Linked DNA regions of Homo sapiens: regions 1 and 2 are each linked to region 3. A link is a contact called in ENCODE Hi-C or POLR2A ChIA-PET data. All regions are on one chromosome and are shown on one strand. Each heading gives the region's core, a stretch centred on a gene start or an enhancer-like site at or near the end of the contact. The rest is flanking DNA. Distances are from core to core; before and after follow the strand shown. Region 1 holds the start of LIN7B (lin-7 cell polarity scaffold B). Region 2 overlaps PPFIA3 (PPFI scaffold protein A3). Region 3 holds the start of DHDH (dihydrodiol dehydrogenase).

Evidence for each region. Hi-C counts contacts between places; a loop is a spot of excess contacts on that map. ChIA-PET counts read pairs that join two places held with the same protein, here RNA polymerase II (POLR2A). Pooled maps may share reads with other maps.
Region 1: a pooled map shows a loop between it and region 3 (2.3-fold over the local background). The contact joins the promoter of LIN7B here to the promoter of DHDH in region 3. A Hi-C loop is called at or near these places in 1 of 50 pooled maps. POLR2A ChIA-PET finds 5 or more read pairs at or near these places in 3 of 52 experiments (Caco-2, K562 and activated T-cell).
Region 2: a pooled map shows a loop between it and region 3 (2.7-fold over the local background). The contact joins the enhancer-like site here to the promoter of DHDH in region 3. A Hi-C loop is called at or near these places in 1 of 50 pooled maps. POLR2A ChIA-PET finds 5 or more read pairs at or near these places in 2 of 52 experiments (WTC11 and activated CD4-positive, alpha-beta T cell).

What each region holds. Positions count from the first base shown.
Region 1 is chr19:49,112,958-49,117,324 of GRCh38, forward strand. It overlaps LIN7B (lin-7 cell polarity scaffold B), which reads left to right and starts at 1,413. Exons shown (of 6, transcript NM_022165.3): 1 at 1,413-1,484; 2 at 1,892-2,010; 3 at 2,303-2,374; 4 at 3,306-3,515. The coding sequence starts at 1,448. RefSeq lists a silencer at 1,233-1,812.
Region 2 is chr19:49,147,410-49,151,791 of GRCh38, forward strand. It overlaps PPFIA3 (PPFI scaffold protein A3), which reads left to right. Exons shown (of 30, transcript NM_003660.4): 24 at 674-849; 25 at 1,257-1,354; 26 at 1,584-1,759; 27 at 1,848-1,916; 28 at 2,138-2,309; 29 at 2,671-2,742; 30 at 2,827-3,617. The coding sequence ends at 2,729. It overlaps HRC (histidine rich calcium binding protein), which reads right to left. Exons shown (of 6, transcript NM_002152.3): 5 at 4,108-4,144; 6 at 3,789-3,923. The coding sequence ends at 3,887. Among named protein-coding and RNA genes, the nearest start is that of HRC, 5.8 kb to the right of the region's middle. RefSeq lists enhancers at 2,114-2,333, 3,923-4,382. Within about 2 kb of position 3,087, at least 34 of the 41 ENCODE cell types and tissues checked have a DNase peak (open chromatin) inside an H3K27ac peak, as active enhancers do.
Region 3 is chr19:48,930,203-48,934,948 of GRCh38, forward strand. DHDH (dihydrodiol dehydrogenase) reads left to right here and starts at 3,497. Exons shown (of 7, transcript NM_014475.4): 1 at 3,497-3,609. The coding sequence starts at 3,520. RefSeq lists an enhancer at 3,070-3,571.

The DNA.
Region 1 (4,367 bases), core at 163-2,662, 180 kb after region 3:
CAGGTGGATCACTTGAGGTCAGGAGTTCGAGACCAGCCTGGCCATCATGGTGAAACCCCATCTCTATGAAAAATACAAAAATTTGGCAGGTGTGGAGGTGCACACCTGTACTCTCAGCTACTCAGGAGGCTGAGGCAGGAGAATTGCTTGCACCCGGGAGGCAGAGGTTGCAATGAGCCGAGATCACGCCACTGCACTCGAGACTGGGCAACAGAGGGAAGACTGTGTCTCAAAAACAAAATATCCAGTATCCCTCTTTCAGTGTAGACCATCTTAAAAATGGCACCAAAGCACCTTAATACTGTCTTCTCCTGCACCTCCCAATCCCCTTATATAGCCAAGCACCAAGGCTTGTCTAGACATTTCCCACATCTGCCCACCCATCTTCTGTGCTTTGGCCCTGGTGCTAGCTGCCACCTGGATGGCTGTGGTAGCCTCGTAAGTTGCCCCGCTGCTTCTCCTCTTGTTCTTGTCCAAACCAGTCTCCACAGTGGCTACAGTGATTTTTTTTTTTTCAATAGATACGAGGTCTCACTATATTGCCTATGCTGGTCTTGAACTCCTGGGCTCAAGTAGTCTTGCTGCAGCCTCCCAAAGCGCTAGGATTACAGGTGTGAGCCACCGTGCCCGGCCCCAGTGATCTTAAAATACAAATTTGAGGCCCAACCTGGGCGACAGAGCGAGGCTCCGTCTCAAAAATAATAATAATAATAATATAATAATAATACAAATTTGAGTGTCATATTTTTCTCTTAGGAGTTTGCATGAAGCCCCAAATCCTCAAGGCGCATATGCCAACGCAGGAGCCCAGGCATAAACTATCCTGCCGACCTTTTCACCTCATCATCAACCAATCCTAACTCTGCTTCCAGCCACGTGGGCTCTTTCTGGGTGGTGGGGGTGACCCAAGCTCCACCTCTTGTTCATCTTACCTCCCAGGACTGTATGTCAATGTCCCTCCTCTAGGATTTCCTTCGTTTTCTAGATCATCACCTCCCCACTCTCAGCTCTCATCACAGCCGTAGTTGGTCGTCTACCTCCCCTATAGACTGGAAGCTTCGTTCGGGCCGTGGGCTTGGCTGTCCTGCTCACCACGGTGTCCATGACTTGGGCTCAGATGTTTCACAAGAGTTTGTTGAATGAATGTGGGGAAAGGATGGACAGGGGATAGACGGGTGTGGAGGGCAGGCAGACACGGATCCTGAAAGGTACACACAGACCGAACCTGCAGTGGGAGGGGTCGCCAACAGGACCGACTGGCCGGGGCGGAGGGCAGGGCGCGGCTGGCGCGCGGCAGGTGGTCGGAGCAGTCGGGCGAGGGAGAGCTGGGCGCTCTCCAGGCTGCGCCTCCGCAGGGGGCGCCCGTGGCCCGGGGCGTGGCCTCGCGCAGCCCCGCCCTCCTCGCCGGCGCCAGGGCAGGCGGGCGGCTGGCAGCTGTGGCGCCGACATGGCTGCGCTGGTGGAGCCGCTGGGGCTGGAGCGGGGTAAGCGTGCGCCAGGGGGCCCTGCCCACCCGGGCCGCGGCCTACATACCCAGCCCCCGGTCCCCGCCCTTCCCGGGTCAGGCCAGTGCGGGTGGGCCAGCGGACCCGGAGGGGGTGGGCGGGGCGGGCGCCGGGGCCGGGCGGTCGCTAGGTGTGGGAGGCTCCCTGGGCGCGGGCCGGGACGCTGGGCGCCCGCCTTACAACCCGGCCTGTGGAGGGGTCCCGGGGCCGCAGGGCCGCTGGTGGCAGTCTCTCCTGCGCCACCCTGGACTCTGCGGGGTGTCCGACTAGGCTTCGGCCGTCCTCCCCGGACTGTGCGCTCGGCCTCACTCCGCCGCTCTCCTTGCTTCTCTGCGTCTCGGGGTCTCTGACACTCGGGGTTTCTGCGCCCCGCCCCCGCCCCGCAGACGTGTCCCGGGCGGTTGAGCTCCTCGAGCGGCTCCAGCGCAGCGGGGAGCTGCCGCCGCAGAAGCTGCAGGCCCTCCAGCGAGTTCTGCAGAGCCGCTTCTGCTCCGCTATCCGAGAGGTGAGGGGCGCGCGGCGCAGGGGCGCGAGCTGGTGGCCGTCGTCCTCCTCCTCCTCCTCCTGCTTGTCCCGAGCCCGGAGACTACGCCTCCCGGCAGCTCCCGAGGCGGCCCGCCTTGGGGTGCCAACGCTTCAGCTCAGGGGTTCTTCGGGAGTTGTAGTTTTCTCGGCCTTCTGTTGCGGGGGCGGGGCGGATCCTTGCGTGGTAGCGGGAGAGGGTCTAGAGGCCTGAACTCCTGCGTCTAGGGCTGGAGGAGCTGGCGACTCCCTGATGCCGCTGCCTCCTCACCCAGGTGTATGAGCAGCTTTATGACACGCTGGACATCACCGGCAGCGCCGAGATCCGAGCCCATGCCACAGCCAAGGTGGGCCCCGCACCCCATTGCTCCTGGTGTCTATTTAACTGCCTAGTCGAACTCAATATCTCCTTCATGCCAGTCATTTCTGTTTCCTCCCTCATGATTTTTGCTAAATCTATGTGCCACCTTACTATTAGTAAATAATCGCACATTTTTAACTTAAATGTCATACTAAGGCATCTTTAGCAACTGCAAATGGAAACAGTATGGCATGGTTGGTAGAAGATAACCTTCAACATCTGTACAGTGCAAACCAGGAAACTCATGGCGCTCTGACCTCTCACTGCACAATAGTTAGATGCTGCTACCTCTTGCTGCTGTCCGGAGGCTCAGATCTCCCTCCAGGCCTGGCTTTCCTCTGTTTAAAAGTAAGATTGAGGCCAGGCACGGTGGCTCACGCCTGTAATCCCAACACTTTGGGAGGCCGAGGCAGGTGGATCAGTTGAGGTCAGGAGTTCGAGACCAGCCTGGCCAACATGGTGAAACCCCGTCTCCACAGAAATACAAAAAAAAAAAAAAAGAAAGAAAAAGCCGAGCGTGGTGGCGAGTGCCTGTAATCCCAGCTGGATTACAACTCCGGAGGCTGAGACAGGAGAATCGCTTGAACCCAGGAGGCCGAGGTTGCAGTGAGCCGAGATCATGCCATTGCACTCCAGCCTGGGCAACAGAGTGAGACTTCATCTCAAAAAAAAAAAAAAAGTAAGATTGGCAAGTATGGGGTATTCAAGACACACACCAAATGGACACTTTCTCTTGCAAGTGAACAGAAAGAGACGCACAGTCATTACAGGGGGATCGTGCATTGTGCCATGACAAGTGTCCCATGCTTGGGGATAGTAACCCAGGCTAAATCGCTGTCCTCGGTCCACATCCCCCACCCCAGCTTTCATGCCTACCTGGAAGGGGCCCTCATCTTCAGTCGCTTTCTCTCTCCCAGGCCACAGTGGCTGCCTTCACAGCCAGCGAGGGCCACGCACATCCCAGGGTAGTGGAGCTACCCAAGACGGATGAGGGCCTAGGCTTCAACATCATGGGTGGCAAAGAGCAAAACTCGCCCATCTACATCTCCCGGGTCATCCCAGGGGGTGTGGCTGACCGCCATGGAGGCCTCAAGCGTGGGGATCAACTGTTGTCGGTGAACGGTGTGGTGAGTGGAGGGCTGAGGCAGGACTGGGGGACACAGTCTGTCTAACGTAGCATAGCCCCTGCTTTTGACATTCACTCAACACACACTGAGTGTTGTCTGTATGGCTAGCCCTGTGCTGGGCAATGTTACAGACTCTGAGAGATGTTGGCCTCAGCTCCCTACACTCAACCTTCTCTCTCTGGGGAGGGCAGTAGGCCCCGGCTGAAATAGTCCTAATCCAGAGACATAATAATGAGGAAGTGCAAAGTATTGTGACAGCCCAGATGTGGCACCAGGCCAGCATAGATACAGGAAGGTTTTGCAGAGTAAGGAACATTTGGGTTGGGTGTTAAAGGATGAGTAGGAGTTCTCCAGGCAAACAAGGTACAGGGTGTTCCTGCTGAGGGTACTGTAGATAAGGATACTGACTTGGCATACCTCTGAGCTGAAAAGAAAGGGCTTAGTTCTGATGGAGGTCTGGGGCATGCAGGTAATTAAAATCACTGTGGTTAGGCTGGGTGCGGTGGCTCACACCTGTAATCCCAGCACTTTGGGAGGCTGAGGCACGTGGATCACTTGAGGTCAGGAGTTCAAGACCAGCCTGGCCAACATGGTGAAATCCCATCTCTACTAAAAATACAAAAATTAGCCAGGTGTGGTGGCAGGCACCTGTAATCCCAGCTACTTGGGAGGGTGAGGCAGGAGAATCGCTTGAACCTGGGAGGCAGAGGTTGCAGTGAGCTGAGATAGCACCACTGCACTCCAGCGTGGGTGACAGAGTGAGACTCCCTCTCAAAAAAAAAAAAAAAAAACAAAACTCACTGTGGTTAGAGTTGAGGGAAGCATAACTGGAGAGATGGCTGGGGTCAGCCA
Region 2 (4,382 bases), core at 1,837-4,336, 220 kb after region 3:
GCGCGGTGGCTCATGCCTGTAATCCCAGCACGTTGGGAGGCTGAGGTGGGCGGATCCCTTGAGGTCAGGAGTTTGAGACCAGCCTGGCCAACATGGTGAAACGCCGTCTCTACTAAAAAATACAAAAATTAGCCGGGCGTGGTGGCTCGTACCTGTAATCCCAGCTACTCGAAGGCTGAGGCAAGAGAATTGCTTGAACCTGGGATGGGGAGGTTGCAGTGAGACGAGATCGTGCCACCGCGCTCCAGCCTGGGTGACATAGCAGACTCTTTCAGAAAGAGAGAGAGAGAGAGAGAGAGAGAAAGAGAGAAAGAAAGAAATTTAAAAATAAATATAATGTATATTTCGAATCACCTGAGGGTCTTGTGAAAATGCCGATACCGACTTCAGTAGGTCTGGAGTAAGGTCTGAGATTCTGCAATTCCAGCAAGTCCACAGGTGATGGTGACGCTCTAGGTCTCAGGACAACTGTTTGAGTAGCCAAGAGTATATGCTGTCATGAAGGGCTAGGAGACAACTCTGGATTGGTCCATTATCCTGAGCAGAGATTGGTCATTGTCCTACCATGGGGTGGGAAAAAACCTTGGATTGGGAGGTTGGACTGTACCCCTCTCATGCACAGTGGGAAGGGGCCAGAGGGCCTGACTCTTCCCTCACCTGCCCATGGCCCCAGATCCTGGCATATGGCGACATGAACCACGAGTGGGTGGGGAACGACTGGCTGCCCAGCCTGGGGCTGCCCCAATACCGCAGCTACTTCATGGAGTCGCTGGTGGACGCTCGAATGTTAGATCACCTTAACAAGAAGGAGCTCCGGGGCCAACTCAAGATGGTGGACAGCTTTCACAGGTGGGGGCTGCCTGGCCAGTGGGGACAGTCCAAAGGGAAGCCCCACCCCAGAGAGTCTTTGGCCAATAGGATTGGCCATGGGAGATTCCCAGGCTTATCTTGGCCCTTTTAGCCTGAGTTCTCAGGAAATCCTGACTCTGTGCTCCTTTCACCAATGAGATGGTCCACAGGAAAAGTTCAGATCCTGAAATGGCTTGGCTAGTTAACCCTGGACCCCTTCCAGGCTGGCCAGTAGGAAGTGCCTATTATTGAAAATGCCTCACCTCCTGAGGGGGTCAACAGTCAATAGAACTTATCAGCTCCCCACCCTTTCCAAGAAGAGCGCAGCCAGTGGGGAGGGACCCGTAGGAGCAGCAGTCTAGGGGACTGGAAAGCTCATCCGTGACTCCACTTCCCCTGCTGCTCAGGGTGAGTCTACATTATGGGATTATGTGCCTGAAACGGCTCAACTATGACCGGAAGGACCTGGAGCGGAGGCGGGAAGAAAGTCAGACCCAGATCCGAGGTGAGTAGAGCCTAAGGGTCCCTTTGGGAGCCAGGTGGAGGGCGTGGAGCTGGATGGGGAGGAGAGGGGGTAGGGGGAGACCGGAGAAGCAAATTGGCACCATAACCGTGGGGGTGGAGCCAGCGTGGGGGGCGTGGCCCGAAGAGACCAAATGGAGGTGGAGGTATGGGCTAAACTGAACTCTCCAGGCCACGGGAGGGGCACGGCTGAGGGTCCCTTCCGTCCCCAGACGTGATGGTGTGGTCCAATGAGCGGGTCATGGGTTGGGTGTCCGGGCTGGGCCTGAAGGAATTTGCCACGAACCTCACGGAGAGCGGGGTACACGGGGCACTGCTCGCCCTGGACGAGACCTTCGACTACTCCGACCTGGCCTTGCTCCTGCAGATCCCCACGCAGAATGCACAGGTGAGCTGCCGCTGGGCCCGGAGCATGCTGGGCGTCCCCACCTCGCAGACTGCACGCTCCAACCGCCCCCTCCACCTCCTCTTTCCAGGCCCGGCAGCTTCTGGAGAAGGAATTCAGCAACCTTATCTCCTTAGGCACAGACAGGCGGCTGGACGAGGTGGGCGCGGCAACAGCTCAGAGGGCTCTGCTCCCAGCGGCTCCTCGAGAGGCTGAGCTGAGGGGGCGGGGCCTGACTATTAATGGTCACGGTTGGAGGCGGGGCCAGGAGAGGGGCGGGGTTAAAGGAGAGGTGAGACCCGGAGAGGGGTGGAGTCAAAGGAAGGGGCGGAGTCAGACAAGGCAGGAGTCCCTCACCGGCTGTCCGGCTCCTATACCTAGGACAGCGCCAAGTCTTTCAGCCGCTCCCCATCCTGGCGGAAGATGTTCCGGGAGAAGGACCTCCGAGGCGTAACTCCCGACTCAGCTGAGATGTTGCCCCCCAACTTTCGTTCGGCTGCAGCGGGAGCCCTGGGCTCTCCGGGGCTCCCTCTCCGCAAGCTGCAGCCAGAAGGTGGGGGGCTCCCAAATGCGACAGCCCTTCCTCGCTTCCCTAGGGTGGGGCATGGACCACCTCAGTAGTCCGGGTTCTGGAATGGCCTAGTCCTTTCTCGCCCACCCCTGAGGAATGGACTGCTCCAACGTTCCGGACTCCCCCGTCAGGATGAAATGGATAAATCCCACTCCCCCTTCCCAGGGCGGGAGTGAACTCGCCCAATGCGAGTTTGAGTCCTTGGCTGCGGGGAAGGGAGGGAAACCCATGTGGAGCCCGGCGATCGTTGTGACATCGGGAAGGGAAGTCCAAAGGGAGGAATCCTGGAGAGGAACAGGGAGGAGGGTGCTCCAGGCTGAACCGCTGCTCGCTCTCCCTCCAGGCCAGACTTCTGGGAGTTCCCGGGCAGACGGCGTTTCGGTCCGGACCTATTCCTGCTAGTGCAGGCCTCCAGGTGAGGACCGTGCTGGGCGACCTTGGGGGTGCGGGGCGGCACGGTGGATCTTCACTGCTCCACGCGCTGCCCGGCGTCATGCAGGTGACCTCACTCGGACGGAAGAATCTTCCCGAGGCTGGGCTGTTCCCTCTCCTGCCCGGACTGTGGCCTCGCCGGGGAGAGCGGGCGGGGGAGCTCGCGCCGAGGACTGGACCATCTGTACAGACCAGCGGGAGTGCGCGCGCCCGCCTCGCACAGGGCCGGGGCCTGGACCAAACCACATGAACTGGACTGAGAGGGGGAAGAAGCGGGGAGGAAGAAATCCCGCCCCAAACGTCCGCTTTCCTTTTCTCTACTTTGTAATTTATTGATCAGTTTCTGTTGGGAGACGGGTGTCCTTTACCCGCGGGAAGGGGGCGGGGCTTCCCTCCCGGGCCGCATGCGGGGAGAGGCTGCTCCCTCCCCTTTTTCCTGCCCAGTCGCGGGGCCCAAGTCTTCCTTCTTCGTCCGAAAGGAGGGGAGGGGGGACTCGCTGCTACAAGCCTCGCCCCCTGTGCCACTCAGCTCCGCCCCGCCGCGTCCGGTCGCCGGTCCCCCGGGTCATCTGCGGGCGGGTTCCCCTCTCCCTCCCCCGTGTCTCGTGTCCCCGGGGCCTCACCGCCCCCCGTGCTGTGGCCGTGTCCGTGCCCCGGGGGTAGGGGGCGCAGAATGGCGCTTCCCCTTCTCCTCTGGCTCCGGGGTTTGCATGGGAGAATCCTCTTTCCACGATGCCGCTGGGCGACGTGGCGTGGGGGCAGGGGGACGGTGGGGGAGCCCTCGCCCCCGACTCTCGGTCGGCCTCCCCGCCCCAGGCGTCACTCAGTGATCACGGGTAAAGAGAACTGTTTCAAAAAGCTTCCTTGTTGACTGATTTTTTTTTTGCGGGGGGGGGGGGGGCTGTTCAACCAACCACCTCGAGCCAGGAGTCCAGGCCCCTCATCCCTCAAGTCTAGGTCCAGGTCTCTAGACCCTACCCGCATTCCCCGATGCCCTGAGATTCCCAGACCCCACGTCTGACAATGAGGTTTCGGGGAGCACGTTTATTCGGAGAAATAAATATAGCTCGTGGAAAGGGGTTGGAAGGCAGGGGGAGGTACACCTGCGTCGCAGTCGAGCGACTGGGTCAGGGTTCCGGCGTTTCCAGCATGTCTGCCAGGGCCCTGGAGACGAGAACGCCAGAAGTTAGACAGCTGGTGTTCAAAGCCCACCCCAGGACGCTTAGAGATCATTAACCTGCCCATTTCATGGACGGGGAAATGGAGTCCCAGAGTCATCTGATAACTCATAGCGAGACAAGCACTTCTCTAAACGGGGCTTTTACACGCTCCCCTTTTACACACTTACTGATAAAGGGACGAGGAGAAATAGTCAACGTAGCTTCCTGTGGGACAGCAGAGAAAAGAGGCTTGAGGGGTACTGCACGAGCAAAATTAGGCAGCCACTCAGTATAGCGTGCGAGATTAGTGCTAGCTCCACCTCCTTTTCCCTAATTCCTTCTTCCAACTGAATCCCTTCTACCGGACCCCTTTTTCGTTCTGGGTGATTCCGTTCTCCAGTAGCCCCGCCCCTTCGATTCCTACTTGAGTTGGCCTCGCCCATTAGGCTCTAAGCCCGCATCT
Region 3 (4,746 bases), core at 2,247-4,746:
AAGAAAGTAATAATTTTAGGCCGGGCGCAGTGGCTCACGCCTGTAATCCCAGCACTTTGGGAGGCCGAGGAGGGCGGATCACGAGGTCAGGAGATCAAGACCATCCTGGCTAACACAGTGAAACCCTGTCTCTACTAAAAATACAAAAAATTAGCCAGGCGTGGTGGTGGGCGCCTGTAGTCCCAGTTACTTGGGAGGCTGAGGCAGGAGAATGGCGTGAACCCGGGAGGCAGAGCTTGCAGTGAGCTGAGATCGAACCACTGCACTCCAGCCTGGGTGACAGAGCAAACCTTCATCTCAAAAAAAAAATATATATATATATTATATATATATATTTTTTTTTTTAGACCGGGTCTTCCTCTGTTGCCCAGGCTGGGGTGCAGTGGTGTGATCTCGGCTCACTGTAACCTCTGCCTCCCAGGCTCACGCCACTCTCCTGCCTCAGCCTCCAGACTACAGGTGCCCGCCACCACGCCTGGCTAATTTTTTGTATTTTTAGTAGAGATGGGGTTTCACCGTGTTAGCCAGGATGGTCTTGATCTCCTGACCTGGTGATCCACCCATCTTGGCCTCCCAAAGTGCTGGGATTACAGGTGTGAGCCACTGTGCCTGGCCGCTGAGTAGTATTTTGTTGAATCCACTGGCAGCTTAAAGGACATTTGGGCTTGAGCTATGTACAGCTGCTAACACCTGTGCACTGGTTTGTGTGCAAACATGTTATTTTTTCTTTCTAGGACAAATACCTGGGAGTATCAAAATTATTTTTTGATATTTATTATTAAATGATTTTTTCTTTTTCTTCATAGTAATGATATTGTGTCCTATGTGGATTTCCCTCCCCCTAAACCTTTTTTTTTTTTTTTTTTTTTTTTTGAGACAGAGTCTCTCTCTGTCACCCGGGCTGGAGAGCAGTGGTGCGATCTTGGCTCACTGCAACCTCCTCCTCCCAGGTTCAAGCAATTTACCTGCCTCAGCCTCCCAAGAAGCTGGGATTGCAGGCGTCCGCCACCATGCTTGGCTAATTATTTTGTATTTTTAGTAGAGATGGGGGTTTCACCATGTTTGCCAGGCTGGTTTCGAACTCCTGACCTTAAGTGATCCGCCCACCACGGCCTCCCAAAGTGCTAGGATTACAGGCATGAGCCACTATGCCCTGCCCCCTCCCCCCACTTTTTTTTTTTGGTAGAGATGGGGTCTTGCTTTGTTGCCCAGGCTGGTCTCAAAGTCCTGGCTTCAAGCATTCCTCCCATTTGGGCCTCCCACAGTACTGGGATTACAGGCGTGAACCACCGTGCCTGGTCCCATTTGTGTTTCTATTCAGCAGTTTGTGTAAACTTGAAGTCTGTGAATCCATGTGTGACACTCAGGTCTTAATTATTGTCTACCAAGTAAGAGAAAGTGACAATATCCTGCCCTGTGTGAAGCTGGCCAGCCAGTTAGGAATTATCATGTCCCAACCAGCCTGGGAAACTTGGCAAGACCCTGCCTTGATAAAAAGTTTAAAAATCGACTGGACACAGTGTCTCATACCTATAATCCCAGCACTTTGGGAGGCTGAGGCAGGAGGATTGCTTGAGCCCAGGAATTGGAGACCAGCCTGGACAACAAAGTGAGACCTTTTCTGTACAAAAAATTGCTGGGCATGGTGGCTCATGCAGGTAATCTCAGCACTTTGGGAGGCCAAGGCAGGCGGATCACCTGAGGTCAGGAATTCGAGGCCAGCCTGGCCAACACAGTGAAACCCCATCTCTAGTAAAAATACAAAAATTAGTCGGGCGTGGTAGTGGGCGCCTGTCATCCCAGCTACTCGGGAGGCTGAGGTAGGAGAATTGCTTGAAACTGGGAGGTGGAGGTTGCAGTGAGCCAAGATTATGCCACTGCATGATCACCCCAGCCTGGATGACAGAGCGAGACTTCGTCTCAAAAACAAAAAACAAACAACAACAGCAACAAAAATTAGCAGGCTGGGTGCAGTGGCTCATGCTTGTAATCCCAGCACTTTGGGAGGCCAAGGCAGGCAAATCGCAAGGTCAGGAGATCGAGACCATCCTGGCCAACATGGTGAAACCCTGTCTCCACTAAAAATAAAAAAAATTAGCTGGGCATGGTGGAGGGCGCCTGTGGTCCCAGCTACTCAGGAGGCTGAGGCAGGAGAATCACTTGAACCAGGGAGGCGGAGGTTGCAGTGAGCTGAGATCACACCACTGCACTCCAGCCTGGGGATAGAGTGAGACTCCGTCTCAAACAAACAAACAAACAAATAGCGGTAAGTGGGGCACATGCCTATACTCCCAGCTACTCAGGAGGCTGAGGCGGGAAGATAGCTTGAGCCCAGGAGTACAAGGCTGCTGTGAGCTATTATCACGCCACTGCAGTCCAGCTAGGTAACAGAGTGAGACCCTATCTCTAAAATAATTAATAAATAAAACAAAATAATTAGCCAGGTGTAGTAGCCAGTAGCTACTTTGGGTCCCAGCTACTGTAGTCCCAGGTACTAGGGTGGCTAAGGCAGGAGCTAATTCCTTGAGCTAAGGAATTTGAGGCTGCAGTGAGCTATGATTGTGCCACTGCACTCCTTCCTGGGCGACAGAGCGAGACCCTATATCAATAATAATTATAATAATACAGTATATTTTACATAATAGACCATAGAGCTCAATGAATCCTCCTCACAACCCTATGTAGGTAGATGTTATCATGATCTCTGCTTTCCAGAATAGAAAAGTGAGGACCAGAGAGGGCGACCTCTTGTCCAAAAGCAATACAGCCAAGAAGGGGCAAGGAGGGTTTTGAAACCAGTCGGCCAGGCTCTGGGGCTCCTAACAAGCAAAGCAGCCTGGTTTCTAAAACTATAGCTTCTGGAAGCAGCCAATTCACAGGTCTTTACCTCCTGACTGTGAGACCTCCAAAAAATGACCAGGGATCTTGGAGTCTGTTTCCCCCTTTGTGAACTGGGGACAATAGAAGCTACTTCCCAGGTCTGCGGGGAGAAATTAGGAACGAAGAAGGTAAAGCGCAGAGCTGAGGAGCTGGTCTACAGGTGCTCTATACATATTAGTAATAATTATTAAGTTTGCTGTTACAATCCTCTCTCTCTCTGTGAACAACCCCTAATGATGCGTGGCTTTGAGAGCAAAAAAGTCAGGGCAAAGTTTTGCCACAAAGTCCAGAGGGCAAGACATTAAATCTAACTCTCAAGGATTGGTGTTGGCAAGAAAGCAAACCTCTCCTCCCCACGCTGTCCTTACCCCGCGTATCCGACGAGCCTAAAGTCATAGGTAAGAGATCTGTAGAAGCGACGTCAAGGTGTGGTTCCCTCTGTAAGGCGGAGCTAAACGGTGCATTCGCCCAGCGGGGAAGCTAGAACTAAATGACCGCTCTGCCGACTGGAGCCAACGAGAATCGGCGTAGGCGCAATACGGGCGGAGGATGGGGACCCGCCCCCGGGGTGGGCGGGGCGTCAGGTACTTAATTCGCGCCTGGAGGGACCGAAGGTGCCGAGGGCTCCGCATCGCAACCATGGCGCTGCGCTGGGGCATCGTGTCTGTCGGCCTCATCTCCAGCGACTTCACAGCCGTGCTGCAGACGCTGCCTCGCTCTGAGCACCAGGTCTGCCCGCCCTCCGGATTCTGGGGAAGAGGAGGCGGGGGGCGGGACTCCAGAGTCTAAAGGAGGAGGGAGTTTAGGGTTCAGGACTAGTGAGTGGGTCGTCATTGCAGTGAAACGTCTGTTTCCTTGCTACCTCCTTCTCCATCTCTGTTCTGCAAACCTGTGGGGAAAAGAAAGATCAGATTGTTACTGTGTCTACGTAGAAAATGAAGACATAAGAAACTCCATTTTGAACTGTACTAAGAAAAATTGTTTCTGCTTTGAGATGCTATTAACCTGTAACTTTAGCCCCAACCGTGTGCTCACAGAAACATGTCCTGTATTGAATCAAAGTTTAATGGATTTAGGGCTTTGCAGGATGTGCCTTGTTAACAATATGTTTGCAGGCAGTATGCTTGGTAAAAGTCATCGCCATTCTCCATTCTCTATTAACCAGGGGCACATTGCACTGCGGAAAGCCGCAGGGACCTCTGCCCAAGAAAGCCTGGGTATTGTCCAGGGTTTCCCCCCACTGAGAAAGCCTGAGATATGGCCTCGTGGGAAAGGAAGACCTTACATCCCCTAGCCCGACACCAGTAAAGGGTCTGTGCTGAGGAGGAGTAGTGAAAGAGGGAGGCCTCTCTGCAGTTGAGATAAGAGGAAGGCTTCTGTCTCCTGCTCTCCCTGGGAATGGACTGTCTCAGTGTAAAGCGGACCATTCCCATTCCTTCTATTCTGAGATAGGAGAAAACCTACCTGTGGCTGGAGGCGAGATATGCTGGCAGTGATACTGCTCTGTTACTCTTTGCTACACTGAGATGTTTGTGTAAAGTGAAACATAAATCTAGCCTACGTGCACATCCGGTCACAGCACCTTTCCTTGAACTTATTCATGATACAGATTCCTTTTCTACATAGACACAGTAACAATCTGATCTCTCTTTCTTTTCCCCACACAAACCTGAGTGTCTTGAGGTTTGGAAAGGCCTTGATGTAAGCTACTATGAAGATAATTTCAATATTGGGGGATTTAATAACGGCTTTCCCCCAGATCTCTCTTTCCCAGGGCCCAAATGTCCAGCCCCCGTCATCTCTTCCCCCAGGACCACGTCTCCCCTTCCCCTGGCCAGAGCCTCCTCCTTTGCCTCCCTTCCACCC